Regions from separate parts of the Homo sapiens genome. Here region 2 is linked to region 1. Evidence: read pairs that join two places in POLR2A ChIA-PET (ENCODE). Cell type or tissue: B cell. All regions are shown on one strand. Links, peaks and the distances in the headings refer to the core of each region. The heading gives the core; the rest is flanking DNA. Region 1 overlaps PHLDB3 (pleckstrin homology like domain family B member 3). Region 2 overlaps XRCC1 (X-ray repair cross complementing 1).

Evidence for each region. Peaks named below come from ENCODE experiments on the same cell type or tissue, not always from the same donor. Only the 100,000 strongest peaks of a DNase experiment are listed, where the experiment ranks them.
Region 2: POLR2A ChIA-PET joins it to region 1 with 6 read pairs; 7 of 35 experiments call an interaction of 5 or more read pairs at or near these places.

Annotation. Positions count from the first base shown.
Region 1 is chr19:43,488,689-43,494,981 of GRCh38, reverse strand. It overlaps PHLDB3 (pleckstrin homology like domain family B member 3), which reads left to right. Exons shown (of 16, transcript NM_198850.4): 9 at 167-280. Among named protein-coding and RNA genes, the nearest start is that of PHLDB3, 13 kb to the left of the region's middle. In B cell, for the core only: no CTCF peak of the experiment used is centred there; no DNase peak of the experiment used is centred there.
Region 2 is chr19:43,561,164-43,565,440 of GRCh38, reverse strand. All of the region lies in intron 2 of XRCC1 (X-ray repair cross complementing 1), which reads left to right. Among named protein-coding and RNA genes, the nearest start is that of XRCC1, 12 kb to the left of the region's middle. RefSeq lists an enhancer at 1,856-2,356. In B cell, for the core only: no CTCF peak of the experiment used is centred there; DNase peaks (open chromatin) are centred at 1,170, 1,530, 2,500, 3,010 and 2 weaker places; H3K4me3 peaks cover 896 bases; H3K27ac peaks cover 4,000 bases.

The DNA.
Region 1 (6,293 bases), core at 466-4,465:
CAGCCCTACATTGGGAGACTGGACACGAAGGACCACATTCCATCTCTCCTTAGTTTTTCTTTCTGAGAAATGGGTGGCACTAGAGGCATGGGCCAGAGCACGTGGAAACTGGCAGTTGCTCTGGGGTCTCTCCTGCTCCCACGAAACTTCACCCCATCTCTTGCAGCTGCTGTTCACCCAGAAGACAGACCGCCAGCTGCTGGTGCTCCAGGATGCCGTGGCCCACTCCGCTGCCACCCCTACTTCTTCCTGCCTCTTTTCTGTCCACAGCTCCCTGCAGGTGCCTCCCCCACGGCCTCTGTTTCCCCATATATCTTATTGGTCAGTGAGGAGGGAGGGGCTAACAGCAGAGTCCCCGAACTGGGGTCTCCAGAACTTCCACTCTGATTTTCTGTATGGGGCCGGTGGGGGATAGGGAAGGTTGGCCAAGGGTTATTCCTATGACTCCAGCTTTATTATTGTTATTTTTTTTCTGTGTAACACCCACCCCTGCCCTGGCGAAATGGGAACATGTGCACCCAGGAGTAGATTTTAAAAGCAACCAAACAGCATATTTTAATAAGGTCTCCCCTTCTCAGAAGTAACGCAGCTACTTGTGTTTTGAGAATCCTTCTAGACTTCCTTAAAACTGCGGGGGTGGTGGGGGGGCAGCTCATTTATAGTTAAAACAGGCGCCCAGCATGGTGGCTCATGCCTGTAATCCCAGCACTTTGGGAGGCCAAGGCAAGCGGATGACCTGAGGTCAGGAGTTCGAGACCAGCCTGGCCAATATGGTGAAACCCCATCTCTACTAAAAATACAAAAATTAGCCAGGCATGGTGATGCAGGGCTGAGGCACGAGAATTACTTGAACCTGAGAAGGCAGAGGTTGCAGTGAGCCGAGATTATGCCACTGTACTCCAGCCTAGGCGACAGAGTGAGACTTTGTCTCAAAAAACAAACAAAAAAAATCCCTAATCCAAAATGCTCAAAAATCTGAAACTCTTTGAGTGCCTACATGATACTCCAAGGAAATGCACATTGGAGCAGTTTGGGTTTCAGAGTTTTAGGTTAGGGATGCTCAACCCAAATATTCCAAAATCTGAAAAAAAATCCCAAATCTGAAACCCTTCTGGTCCCAAGTATTTTGGAGAAGGGATATTCAACCTGTCCTTCTGAAAAATGTGTATATTAGCTACTAGTTGGCTTTTCTTTTTAAAAATGATATATTTGGGACATATTTATGGGGTACATATGCTATTACATGCATAGAATGTGTAATAAGTCAGGGTATTGGGGTATCTATCACCTCAAGTATTTATCATTTCTGTGTGTTGAGAACATTTCAAGTCCTCTTCTAGCTTTTTTTTTTTGACAGAGTCTCACTCTGTTGCCCAGGCTAGAGTGCAATGGTGGGATCACAGCTCACTGCAGCCTCAACCTCCCAGGCTCAGGTGATCCTCCTTGAGTAGCTGGGACCACAGGCATGCACCACACACCACCATACACAGCTGATTTTTGAAGTTATTTTTGTAGAGTTGGGGTCTTCCTTTTGCCCAAGCTGGTCTTGAACCCTTAGGCTCAAATGGTCCTCTTGTTTTAGCCTCCCAAATTGCTGGGATTACAGGCATGAGCCACCGCGCATGGGTCCAATTTGTAGAGATAGGGTCTCACTGGCTTTTATTTTATTTATTTATTTATTTATTTATTTATTTATTTATTCTGAGACAGAGTTTCACTCTTATTGCCAGGCTGGAGTGCAATGGTGCGATCTCAACTCACTGCAACCTCCGCCTCCTGGGTTCAAGCGATTCTCCAGCCTCAGCCTCCTGAGTAGCTGGGATTACAGGCATGCGCCACCAAGCCTGGCTAATTTTTGTATTTTTAGTAGAGATGGGGTTTTGCCATGTTGGCCAGGCTGGTCTCGAACTCCTGACCTCAGGTGATCTGCCCACCTTGGCCTCCCAAAGTGCTGGGATTACAGGTGTGAGCCACTGTGCCTGGCCCACTGGTTTTTATTTTTTAACTTAACTCTATCTTGGAGATTGTTTTACATTGATACATTTACAGTTGCCTCATTTTTAATGACTTTACAATAATAATAATAATAACATTAACAATAGCAATAATAATAACAATGGTTTTATTGAGTCATTATAGTGTGCAAGGCATGGTTACAAATGCTTCATGCTGATTGGCTTACTGATTTGTCTTTGCAACAAATCTGTGAGCTAGGTTCTTGTTTCCATGTTATAGGCAAAAACACCAAGAGAGGTTAAGTTGTTTAACCAGCTAGTATGTGGCAGAGCTGGGATTTGAACCCAGGTACTCTGTTTTCAGAACTTAGGTTCTTTTTTCCTTTTTTTTTTTTTTTTTTTGAGATAGGGTCTGGCTCTGTCACCCAGGCCAGAGTGCAGTGACACGATCTGCCTCCCAGGCTCAAGCCATCCTGCAGTTTAAGCAATACTGTTAAGAATACCAGTGTGTGGGCTGGGCTTGGTGGCTCATGCCTGTAACCCCAGCATTTTGGGAGGCTGAGGCAGATGGATCACCTGAGGTCAGGAGTTCCAGACCTGGGCGACAGAGTGAGACTTTGTCTTAAAAATAAATAAATAATAACAGTGTGCGTCAGCTCATGCCTGTAATCCAGCACTTTGAGAGGCCGAGGTGGGTGGATCCCTTGAGGACAGGAGTTCAAGACCAGCCTGGCCAACTTGGTGAAACCCCATCTCTACTAAAAATACAAAAAATTGGCTGGGCGCGGTGGCTCACACCTGTAATCCCAGCACTTTGGGAGGCGGAGACAGGCGGAGCACGAGGTCAGGAGTTCGAGACCAGCCTGGCCAACATGGTGAAACCCCGTCTCTACTAAAAATACAAAAATTAGCCGGGTGTGGTGCATGCCTGTAGTCACAGCTACTTGGGAGGCTGAGACAGAAGAATCGCTTGAACCCGGAAGGCGGAGGTTGCAGTGAGCCGAGATCATGCCACTGCTCTCCAGCCTGGGTGACAGAGCGAGACTCTGTCTCAAAAAAAAAAAAAACAAAAAAAAAAAAACGGCCAGGTGCAGTGGCTCACGCTGGTAATCCTAGCACTTTGGGAGGCAGAGGCAGGCAGGTCATAAGGTCAGGAGATCGAGACCAGCCTGGCTAACATGGTGAAACCCTGTCTCTACTAAAAATACAACAAATTAGCCTAGTCCCAGCTACTCAGGAGGCTTTGGCAGGAGAATTGCTTGAACCTGGGAGGCGGAGGTTGCAGTGAGCTGAGATCATGCCACTGCACTCCAGCCTGGGCAACAGAGCGAGACCTTGTCTCAAAAAAAAAAAAAAAATTAGCTGGGTGTGCTGGTGCGTGCCTATAATCCCAGTTACTCGGGAGGCTGAGGCAGGAGAATAGTTTGAACCCAGGAGATGGAGGTTTCGGTGAGCTAAGGTCGCACCACTGCATGACAGCCTGGGCAACAGAGCGAGACTCCATCTTAAAAAAAAAAAATCTTGTTATTTATTAATCAATATTAATAACACTAATTTTAAAGCACTTAATATAGGTCAGGGTCTGTTCTAAACCATTTTATCACTTTGAATCTTATGGAATTGCTAATATTTGGAGGCAAGAAACAGTCGTATACTGGCAATTCCCCTGGCTCAACCTAATATATAAAATTTCATTTTTTCTTGGGAAGAACCCTCACAAGCAGGTTCCGTTATTATTTGGGTGAAGGGTTAGCAGATGTTCTTCTGTATGGGAAATTAACTTTCTGGCTGCTTCCCCTGGAAACCTGATGAAGGTAGGTGTCAGCTGTGTTGCCAGGCAACGTGACTTAGGATAGCAATTACCCTTATTAGTAAATTGCATATATGAAAATATTTGGTGGGACGCCATGTCCAGTCCTATGGAGTTGTCACCTGACTTGTTGGCCCCTGTGCACAGAAGGCCTCTAAGCCCAGGTGCACCCTGTACCCACCAATGTGGATCATTGCTTAGCTCCTGGATCTCACCTGGGGGCCATGCATGCTTCTACATGCATTGCAGGAGGTCACTCATTTAATCCTTGCAACAACCCAGGAAGGGCAGTGAGATGTTACCCACTTTACAGAGAGGACACCTCGCTTGAGAAGAGAAATGACTTGCCTACGTCATGCACCCAGGAAGTGGCAGAGCTGGGATTTGAACCCGAACCGGCCTGTTTCTATGGCCTGCTGATGGCTTATGCAGTTCCTACAACATAAGTGCCCTGCAGACAAAGCTGGGGTCTGACCTGCCCACTTGGTTCCTCAGTGCCAAGTATCTAATATCTCCCAGCTAGGAAGTGCTGGGAATGTGGCTGGAAGGAAGGAAAAAGTCAAGTAAAGCACGGGGATTTGAGCCTCAGTTTCTTCTCTGTGAAGTGGAGCTAACATTTCTCAACTCCCAGAGTTTTTATTTTTTTTAGTTTTCAATTTTTGAGACAGTCTCGCTCTGTCGCCCAGGCTGGAGTGGAGTGTAATGGTGCGATCTTGGCTCACTGCAGCCTCTACCTCCCAGACTCAAGCGATTCTCCTGCCTCAGCCCCCCAAGTAGCTGGGATTACAGACATGCGCCAGGCTAATTTTTGTATTCTTTGTAGACATGGGGTCTCACTATATTGCCCCAGTCTGGTCTCAAATTCCTGAGCTAAAGTGATCTGCCTTCCCTGGACCTCCCAAAGTGCTAGGATTACAGGTGTGAGCCTTCATGCCTGGCCCATTATTTTCTTACCCATGATTCCCCTTAACCCCTAAATATTCCTAAATTTACTACCTAATGTCAAGCCCATTCTCTTACACAACCACAGTTCAATGATCGATTTCAGGAAACTACCACTGAGACAACACTATTAGAATCCACAGACCTTATTTGTATTTTGTCAGTTGTTCCACCAATGTTTTTCCCTCCCTCCCTCCCTTCCTCCTTCCCTTCCTTCCTTCCTTCCTTCCTTTTTCTCTCTCTTGCTCTTTCTTTTTTTTTTTCCTTTTTGGCAGAGTCTTGCTCTGCCGCTCAGGCTGGAGTGCAGTGGTGTGATCTCGGCTCACTGCAACCACTGCCTCCCTGGTTCAAGTGATTCTCCTGCCTCAGACTCCCGAGTAGCTGGAATTACAGGTGCCCACCACCACGCCCAGCTTATTTTTGTATTTTTAGTAGAGACGGGGTTTCACCATGTTGGCCAGGCTGGTCTCGAACTCCTGACCTCAGGTGATCTGCCTGCCTCGGCCTTCCAGAGTGCTGGGATTACAGGCATGAGCCACTGTTCCTGGCCCCACCAGTGTTTTTTCTAGCAAAAAATTCACAAAAAAAAACAAACTTTTTTTTTCTTGGCTCAGGAACACAGGTTGCATTTAGTTGTCATGTTTATTTGCTTTTAAAAAGTTAACATTCTCCTCGTTCAAAATTCACATGGTGTGGGAGGATATTCAGAGAAGACTCTGCGGCTCTTGTTCCCCCTCCTACGCTGTTCACTTCCTGAGGGCCACCAGGGTTACCAATTTCCCATGTGTTCCCCAGAGATATTCTGTGTTGACACAGCTAGTCATGTATGTACTTTCTCCCTCTTTTATGCATACCTAGTTTATTCTATGCTGTTCTGTACTCGCTTAAAAAAAAAAAAAAAAAAACTTTAAGAGATAGATCTCACTGTCGCCCAGGCTGGAGTGCAGTGGCATGATCATGGCTCACTGCAGGGTCAACCTCCTGGGCTCAAGTGATCCTCCCACCTCAGCCTCCTGAGTAGCTGGGACTACAGGTGCACGCTACCACACCTGGCCTTGGTTTTCTCTTGGATATTATGTTCTGTTTTTTTTCTTTTCTTTTTTGGATATTATGTTCTACCTGGATGTAGGATGCATCTTCCTCTTGTTCTACACTGCAGAATTGTCCTTAGAGTCACTTGGGTGCGGTGGCTCACGCCTGTAATCCCAGCACTTTGGGAGGCCGAGGCAGGTGGATCACTTGAAGTCAGGAGTTCGAGACCAGCCTGGCCAATATGGTGAAACCCCATCTCTACTAAAAATACAAAAATTAGCCTGGCGTGGTGGCACATGCCTGTAATCCCAGCTACTCGTGAGGCTGAGGCAGAAGAATCGCTTGAACCCAGGAGGCGGAGGTTGCAATGAGCCGAGATTGTGCTACTGCACTCCAGCCTGGGCAACAGAGTGAGACTCCAACTCAAAAAAAAAAAAAATGGTCTATGGAGTGCATAAGCCATGGTTCATTTACCTTGTCCCCTTCTGATGGGCATTTAGGTGGTCTCCAGGCTTTTGCTAGCACAGATGGCACTGCAGGGAATCACCTTGAAC
Region 2 (4,277 bases), core at 11-4,010, 71 kb before region 1:
GTGCTTTGCAGTCAGGCAGTTGCGTCCGAAGTACTCTGCTAGTTATTAGCTTGTGTGCCATGTAAGCTATTGATTAAACCTGTCTGAGCCTCAGTTTCCCCATCTGTGAAACTGGAGTCGTAACAGACCCTTCTATTTAAAGTGGTTTTGAGGCTTCAGTGATGCCCGGCCCATGCTTAGCCAAGTGTGGTGGACAGAACAGTGGTGCTCAAAAGATGTTCATGTCCTCATCCCCAGAACCTGGAAATATTTTAATGGCCAAAGGAGCTCTGTGGGTTTGATTAAATTAAGGATCTTGAGATGGGGAGAGTGCCCTGGATTATCTGGTGGGCCTCACGTAACCCCCAGAGGCCTTATAAGGGAAAGAGGGAGGCAAGAGAGCTGGAACCAGAGCTGTGAAGATGCAAGCAGAGCCTGGAGTGATGCCAGCGCTTTCAGCAGCTTTGAAGACGAGGAAGGGACTGTGAGCCAAGGAAGGCAGGTGGCCTCGAGAAGCCGAAGATGCAAGGAGACACGTTCTCCTCTAGTGCTCCCGGAAGGAAGGAATGCAGCCCTGCCGCATCTAGATTTTAGCCCTGTAAGGCCGAGTTTCAGACTTTTGACCTCCAGATCTGTAAGATATTAAATTTGTGTGTTTTTTTTTTGTTTTTTTGAGACGGAGTTTCGCTCTTCTTGCCCAGGCTGGAGTGCAGTGGTGTGATCTCGGCTCACTGCAACCTCCGCCCCCCCGGTTTAAGCAATTCTCCTGCCTCAGCCTCCTGAGTAGCTGGGATTACAGGCATGCGCCACCACGCCTGGCTAATTTTGTATTTTTAGTAGAGACGGAGTTTCTGCATTTTGGTCAGGCTGGTCTCGAACTCCCTACCTCAGGTGATCCGCCTGCCTCAGTCTCCCAAAGTTCTGGGATTACAGGCGTGAGCCACTGCGCCTGGCCAAATTTGTGTTTTTAGCCACAAAGTTTGTGCTAATTTGTACAACAGTAACAGGAAACTCATACACCAAGCACCTGGCACATGGTGAGAATCCGAAAATGTTAGCCATGATGATCCTCTTGTGACAGATGGGACACCCAGGCAAGCAGCAGAGAAGGGGCTCAACAGGGCCACTTGGTAAGGGAGGACAGAGCCAGAGTTACTGCTTAATAACTCTTGAGTAGTAACTTCTGCAAACGGTTGCTGGGCGCCTGTTCTGCGTCTGTCTGTACATCCATTGGGAATGCAGTAGAGGCCTGCTGTGTTAATGATATTCGCAGCTGACATTTATGTAGTGTTTGCTCGGTGCCAGGCAGTATTCCAGGCACTTGGTATGTTATTTCTCATTCTTGGTATGGATTTGAATGTTCTCAACAACTTTATGAGATAGACGTTGTTATTGTCCCCATTTCATAGGTTCGAAAACTGAGGCACAAGGGGTGAAATGAAACCATTTGCTCCAGGATCACACAGCAGGAAATCAGCAGAGCTGGGAAGGACCAGACACTGTTCTTGGCCTTGGGGACACAGTAGGGAACAACTCAGACGATACTGTCCTTGCTCTTGTGGAGCTTAAAAGTCTGGCGGGAGAGACAGATGCTAGACAAATACAAACAAAAAAGATGTAACTGTGTAACACCAGGCAGTAATCATGAAGAAAAGTAAAGTCGGGTAGGGAGATAGAGAGTGGCACCAGGTAGGGGGCGAGGTAGGTTACTTATGGTCTGAAGTGACATCTGAGTGGGCACCTGAAGCACAGAAGGCAAACTTTTACCCAGCTATGGATATGTTTGAGGGAAGAGTGGTCTAGGCAGGGGGATTGGCAGGTGCAGAGGCCCTGAGGTGGGAAGGAGCCAGACTGTTCTTGGCACAGAAGGGAGGCCGTTGTGGCTGGTGGAAAGTCACCAAGCCTGGCCTGGGGAGCAGTCAGACTGGGACTTCTTGTTATTGTTGTTTTTGTTGTTGTTGTTGTTTTTGAGACAGAGTCTCACTCCATCGCCCAAGCTGGAGTGCAGTGGCACAATCTCGGCTCACTGCAACCTCTGCCTCCCGGGTTCAAGTGATTCTCCTGCCTCAGCCTCCCCAGTATCTGGGATTACAGGCGCTCACCACCATGCCCGGCTAATTTTAATTTTCATATTTTTAGTAGAGACAGGGTTTCACCATGTTGGCCAGGCTAGTCTCAAACTCCTGACCTCAAGCGATTCACCTGTCTCAGCCTCCCAAAGTGCTGGTATTACGGGTGTGAGCCACCACACCTGGCCCAGACTGGGACATCTCATGAGCCCAGGCAGCACTGTACACTGCCCAGGGCCCAGGGCTGGGAATGGCGGTGGAGGCAGGGGAGTCAGCAGGAGGTCTGCCGGCCTCAGCCTTAGGCAGGCCCTTCCTCCAGCACCATCTTCCTCCTCTAGCACGTCAGTGGTGTGATGGAGGAGCACGCGTGGACTGTTGCCAGCCTGCCTGGGTTCCGGTCCGGCTTTGCCACCCACCAGCTGTGAAGTTACATAACCACTTCCTGCCTCCGTTTGCTCATGTGTAAGATGGAGATAATTATAGCAACTGCCTGGCAGAGCCATTGCAGGAGAGTAGATACATGTATTATTAGCAGGAGTCTGGCACACCAGGAGCGCTCAGTGCACTCGGATGTTGGCCGCAGTTGTGGTTATAGTTGTTAATTCTGTGTCATCTCAACTTCCTTCAGAGGGAGGGTAAGTTTTTTTTTGAAGACAAGGTCTCATCACTCTGTCGCCCAGAGTACAGTGATGCGAACATGACTCACTGCAGCCTTGACCTCCCCAGGCTCACGCGATCCTCCTTCCTCAGCCTCCTGAGTAGCTGGGACCACAGGTATGTGCCACCATGCCTTGCTAATTTTTGTAATTTTTGTAGAGACAAGGTCTGGCTATGTTGCCCAGGCTGGTCTTGAACTCCCAGCCTCAAGTGATCCTCCCACCCCAGCCTCCCAAAGTGCTGGTTATAGAGACGTGAGCCACTGCGCCTGGCCAAGGAGGGAGGGTTGTTAATGACCATCTTCCCTTTTTGCATGTGAGGAAACTGCCTCACAGAGACGTTGAATACGTCACCCAAGGTTGTGCAGGTTGGAAATGGCATTGCTGTATTTGAGCCCAGGCCTACCTCACCCCAAGTCCAGGCTCCCTCCTTCCATACAGTGGTGTTCCTGTTGATAGCAGTGTGCAGGTGATGTCTAGATGATCTGACAGGGAGGCAACAGAGCAGATTGGAGCATCTGTCATCACCAGGGGTGGGAGAGGGCAGTGTAGGGTGGACTAGGTACCTTGGTTTTTTTTTTTTTTTTTTTTGTGACAGAGTCTCGCTCTGTCACCCAGGCTGGAGTGCAGTGGCATGATCTCTGCTTACTGAAACCTCTGCCTCCTAGGTTCAAGAGATTCTTGTGCCTCAGCCTCTTGAAGAGCTGGGACTACAGGCATGTGTCACCATGCCCGGCTATATTTTATATTTTTAGTAGAGAAGGGGTTTTGCCATGTTGGCCAGGCTGGCCTCAAGTGGTCCACTGCCTTGGCCTCGCAGAGTGCTGGATTTACAGGCTTGAGCCACTGCACCTGGCCCAGGTACCTTTGAGAGTTGTAATAATGCGTCATTCTAGGATCCTAATAAAAGAGCCCCAAACTGGAAGGCAGGACACTTGCCTCAACCTAACTGCCTCCCGTGCCCGCATGGCCCGCACGGCTTTCTGCATCTTCATCTGTCAGACAGGAATGGCAGATCCTTTGAGATGAGCCCTCCTATAGGTAGCTCTTTTCTTCTTTCAACAAATAGTTGTCTAGCACTGACTAATAATACCTCCTGACTGACAGCAGATAATTGCCTACTCTTCGCCATGCCCTGTGGCCATTATTTATGTGCATGATCCTAGATATGGTGGTCATTCCCATTTTACAGATGAGAAAACTGAGGCTCCAAAAGGTTAACTGGTATGGTCATACAGCTAGTGTGCAGCACAGCTGGGATTCAAACCCAGGAACCAGCGGTGAGCAAGATCGGACAAAGCCCCTGCCCTCAGGGAGGTTTCCTGGAGTCCTCTGCGATTGTGGGTGAGGGGTGACATGTGCTGTTTGTCTGCATGATGATTTGAATAAAGTTATAACTCTGGCAAGTGCTTATCAAGGAGAGCTCTATGGCAGTGTGTGATAAGCTGACCTGGTGGAGTCTGGAGAGGTCAGGGAAGCAGGTATGTGTGAGGTGGGCGCGTATGCATTCATTCAGTGACTATTTTGTGAGTTTCTGCTCCATGCCATACCCTGTGCTGCATGGAGGGGACAC